Regions from separate parts of the Homo sapiens genome. Here region 2 is linked to region 1. Evidence: read pairs that join two places in POLR2A ChIA-PET (ENCODE). Cell type or tissue: MCF 10A. All regions are shown on one strand.

Region 1 (2,500 bases):
TTTGGCACCAGTATCACCTCCGTGAACCCCTGTGGTCTAAGAGCAGCAGTATTCAAAGTGTGGTCCCCAGACCAACAGGATTGACTTCACGTGACCTAGGGACTTACAAGAAATGCAAATGGTCAGACCCTATCCCAGACTCAGAAACCCCCCAGGTGGGACCAGCAGTCTGTTTGAACAAGACCTCCCGGTCATTGTGAAGCCTGACATGTCAGCGAGCCTTTGCCTTCCAGCCATGTTTCTCAAGCTTGGCTACGCATTCAAATCATTCGAATGAGAAGCTTCCAAAAATTTGGTCCCCAGACCAATTAAATCAGGATCTCAGCTGGTTGTGGTGGCTCATTCCTGTAATCCCAGCAATTTGGGAGGCCGAGGCAGGCAGATCACTTGAAGTCAAGAGTTTGAGACCAGCCTGGCCAACAGTAGGAACCCTGTTGCTACTAAAAATACAAAAATTAGCCAGCTGTGGTGGCGCGCGCCTGTAGTCCCAGCTACTTGGGAGGCTGAGGCAGGAGAATTGGTTGGACTCAGGAGGTGGAGGTTGCTGTGATCCGAGATCACGCCACTGGACTCCTGCCTGGGCGACAGAGTGAGACTATCATCTAAAAAAAAAAATCAGGTTCTCAGGGAATAGGATCTGGGCCTCAGAACTGTTTAAGCTCTCCAGGTGAATGGAATAAAGCCCCGCCTTAGCAGGCGTGAGAATGCCAATCAAAGGCCAGGCTGACTGACAACCACCAGTGCGTCTGGGCCGCTCAGCTAGGACTCCTGCTTCTCTCAAGCCATCTTCACACGGGGGCGTTCAGAACAAGCTCTGCGTTCTATTTCCAGCTCCGAGGTTCCTCTCCCAAGCATGAACTTTGTTCAGACAAGTAGCAGAACCTGCCTTTTCAACGAACACTTGCGAAGTCGGCTCAGGAAGGAAATGTCAGTGATGCCGAAGCTGCCAACTCCGTGCTTGTTGAGTAGTGATTCTTGATCAGTCATACGGGAAGAGAGAGTAAGAGGTGAATCACATGCTGAGTGGTTTGTGCTGTGAATGTTTGCTGAGCTCTTTGGAACTCTCTGGGTATGAGTAACTCAGGCCCTTATGAATTCCTTTTGTCGTCTTAGTCTCCTGTTCTGAACTGAGTTAAATCATATATTACATTGGTAATTTATATATATTTATATATATTATTTCTTTTTTTTTTCTTTTTCAGACAGGGTCTTACTCCTCACTCCTGTTGCCCAGGCTGGAGTGCAGTGGCACAATCACGGCTCAGTGCAGCCTCCACCTCCCGGGCTCAGGTGATCCTCCCATCTCAGCCTCCCAAGTAGCTGGGACTACAGGCACATGCGCCACCACGCCAAGCTAATTTGTTGTCTTTTTTGTAGAGACAGGATTTCACAGCCCAGGCTGTCTCAAGCTCCTAAAACGATCTACCCACTCCAGCCTCCTAAAGTGCTGGGATTACAGGCGTAAGCCACCCCACCCAGCCAAATTATAATTTATCTTATGTTATGATTACATGTATTGTAATTAGCAAGTGCATAGAAAAATATAATCACAAGAGCTCTCCCTCTCCCTCTCCCACTCCCTCTCCCTCTCCGTCTCCCTCTCCCTCTCCCTCTCCCCACGGTCTCCCTCTCATGCGGAGCCGAAGCTGGACTGTACTGCTGCCATCTCGGCTCACTGCAACCTCCCTGCCTGATTCTCCTGCCTCAGCCTGCCGAGTGCCTGCGATTGCAGGCACGCGCCGCCACGCCTGACTGGTTTTGGTGGAGACCGGGTTTCGCTGTGTTGGCCGGGCCGGTCTCCAGCCCCTAACCGCGAGTGATCCGCCAACCTCGGCCTCCCGAGGTGCCGGGATTGCAGACGGAGTCTCGTTCACTCAGTGCTCAATGGTGCCCAGGCTGGAGTGCAGTGGCGTGATCTCGGCTCACTACAACCTACACCTCCCAGCCGCCTGCCTTGGCCTCCCAAAGTGCCGAGATTGCAGCCTCTGCCCGGCCGCCACCCCGTCTGGGAAGTGAGGAGTGTCTCTGCCTGGCCGCCCATCGTCGGGGATGTGAGGAGCCCCTCTGCCTGGCTGCCCAGTCTGGAAAGTGAGGAGCGTCTCCACCCGGCCGCCATCCCATCTAGGAAGTGAGGAGCGCCTCTTCCCAGCCGCCATCACATCTAGGAAGTGAGGAGCGTCTCTGCCCGGCCGCCCATCGTCTGAGATGTGGGGAGCGCCTCTGCCCCGCCGCCCCATCTGGGATGTGAGGAGTGCCTCTGCCCGGCCGAGACCCCGTCTGGGAGGTGAGGAGCGTCTCTGCCCGGCCGCCCCGTCTGAGAAGTGAGGAGACCCTCTGCCTGGCAACCACCCCGTCTGAGAAGTGAGGAGCCCCTCTGCCCGGCCAGCACCCCGTCCGGGAGGGAGGTGGGGGGGTCAGCCCCCCGCCCGGCCAGCCGCCCCGTCCGGGAGGGAGGTGGGGGGGGTCAGCCCCCCCGCCCGGCCAGCCGCCCCGTCCGGGA
Region 2 (2,500 bases), 120 kb after region 1:
TTGTCTCAAAAAGGGAAAAACCTATTTAAAGCCTATTTAGGTTTAGGGTCAGGTACGGTGGCTCACGTCTGTAATCTTAGCACATTAGGAGGCCGAGGCAGGAGGATTGCTTGAGGTCAGGAGTTCGAGATCAGCCTGGGCAGCATGGGGAGATGCTTATCTCTCTTTTTTTTATTTTTTGAGACAGAGTTTTGCTCTTGTTGCCCAGGCTGGAGTGCAATGGCGCGGTCTTGGGTCACTGCAACCTCCGCCTCCTGGGCTCAAGCAATTCTCCTGCCTCAGCCTCGTGAGTAGCTGGGATTACAGGTATGTGCCACCACGCCCGGCTAATTTTGTATTTTTAGTAGAGACAGGGTTTCTCCATGTTGGTCAGGCTGGTCTCAAACTCCCAACCTCAGGTGATCCACCCGCTTCGGCCTCCTAAAGTGCTGGGATTACAGGTGTGAGCCACTGCACCTGGCCTGGGAGACGCTTATCTTTACCAAAAAAATTAAAATTTAGCTGGGCATGGTGGTGCATGCCTGTAGTCCCAAATTCTTGGGAGGCTGAGGTGGGAGGATCACATGAACCCAGTAGTTCAAGGCTGCAGTGAGCTATGATCATGCCACTGCACTCCAGCCTGGGCAACAGAGCTAGATCCTGCTCTTCAAAAGAAAAAAAAATAAAAAAAGGGCTGGGCGCAGTGGCTCACGCCTGTAATCCCAGCACTTTGGGAGGCCAAGGTGGGCGGATCACGAGGTCAGGAGATCGAGACCATCCTGGCTAACATGGTGAAACCCCGTCTCTACTAAAAATACAAAAAATTAGCCGGGCGTGGTGGCGGGCGCCTGTAGTCCCAGCTACTCAGGAGGCTGAGGCAGGAGAATGGCGTGAACCCAGGAGGCGGAGCTTGCAGTGAGCCGAGATGGCGCCACTGCCCTCCAGCCTGGGTGACAGAGCAAGACTCTGTCTCAAAAAAAAAAAAAAAAAAGTCTATTTATAGGTCTTGGCTACCTGGCGAGTGTTACCTTATCCTTTTAAATGCATCAGACAGCTTCAGATTTCTTTGACTTGTAAGTAGGCTGTGTAGCTGGCAGTGCCTTGAAATGACTAATAGTGGTGATAATATCAAATTTGTTTTTTGTCAGTCTTCATAGGTGCTTAGAAACATTTGCAAGTATGATCTGTTTTTATTACATCTCTGGTAGCCAATTTCTAGAGTCTTGACTCCAGGTGTGTACTCTGGCTAGAGAATGCTGTTCCTTGATTTATTGCCTCTTTAAGCCAGGTGTCTGCAATTGGGTAGAGTTTTTCATTCTTTACATAAACATTTTACCTTGGTGAATATTTAAACCAACTACCAACTGAATTACCTTTTTATGAAGGTGCTAGGGAAAAGCTGTATTCTTTGGGGACAGTCATGCTTAGTACTGAATATAATGGAAACCTTTCCCTGCTGCCTGTGGCTTAGCCGTTTGGTCAGGGTGAGGGTGGCAGCTGCCATATCAGCTAGGTGGGGCTATGTCAAACACAATAAAATGAGGATAGTGCTTGTGTTTGAGTGGTATAACTGCGTGATTTGGTTTTGTTTTGCTGTTTTTTCTTTCTAAATTTCCTTTTTATATTATTTAGAAATGTTAGAAAAATATGATCAGAAATGTGAAGGAGGTTCATGAAGCAAATTATAGCAAACCAGATAGCTTTGGATTTCTCTTTTTAAGTAGGTTAAGTAGTGTAAGTAGAATAACATTCCTTAATTTGGTATGGTGATGGCCCAATTTGAAGTGGGGTGCTGCCTACATTAATTGATTTATTAAACATAATCCCAATCAACATATTAAAATAGTTTTCTTTTTTCTTTTAGAATAGTTTTATTTTGAGATTTGTCAACATGGTCATAAAGTTCACTTGAAAGAATAGTAGGCAAGAATTCTAAAATTGTTTTAAAAGATGATGGGTGCTAACCTTACTTAGATAGTAAAGTATAGCACAGAGTTGTGGTGATTAAATTAGTGTGATGGCAGCACAGGATTGGACACAGGTCAGTGGTGATGCAGGGCCCAGAACAAGCCCTGGTATAGGTGAAGATGCAACATATGTTCAGAGAAGTGTCGTAAGTCATTGTGGGAAGATGAGACAATGAGATAACTAGTTGGAATTTGTTTTTGTGAGCTGTGTAAAGAACTAAATTGATTTTCTCCCCAGATGAATCAGAGTTATGTAAAAAGTGAAATCATTAAAAATGTATGTACAGGCCGGGCGTGGTGGCTCACGCCTGTAATCCCAGCACTTTGGGAGGCCAAGGCAGGCGGATCACAAGGTCAGGAGGTCGAGACCATCCTGGCTAACACGGTGAAACCCCATCTCTACTAAAAATATATATATAAAAAAATAGCCGGACGTGGTGGTGGCGGGCGCCTGTAGTCCCAGCTACTCAGGAGGCTGAGGCAGGAGAGTGGCCTGAACCCAGGAGGCAGAGCTTGCAGTGAGCCAAGATCGTGCCACTGCACTCCAGCCTGGG

The links. Peaks named below come from ENCODE experiments on the same cell type or tissue, not always from the same donor. Only the 100,000 strongest peaks of a DNase experiment are listed, where the experiment ranks them.
Region 2: POLR2A ChIA-PET joins it to region 1 with 5 read pairs; 1 of 35 experiments calls an interaction of 5 or more read pairs at or near these places.

Annotation. Positions count from the first base shown.
Region 1 is chr12:121,991,389-121,993,888 of GRCh38, forward strand. The region is part of intron 19 of CFAP251 (cilia and flagella associated protein 251); the gene reads left to right. Among named protein-coding and RNA genes, the nearest start is that of BCL7A, 29 kb to the right of the region's middle. RefSeq lists an enhancer at 779-878. In MCF 10A, no CTCF peak of the experiment used is centred here; a DNase peak (open chromatin) is centred at 963.
Region 2 is chr12:122,110,125-122,112,624 of GRCh38, forward strand. The region is part of intron 1 of MLXIP (MLX interacting protein); the gene reads left to right. Among named protein-coding and RNA genes, the nearest start is that of MLXIP, 33 kb to the left of the region's middle. RefSeq lists an enhancer at 1,998-2,292. In MCF 10A, no CTCF peak of the experiment used is centred here; a DNase peak (open chromatin) is centred at 1,047.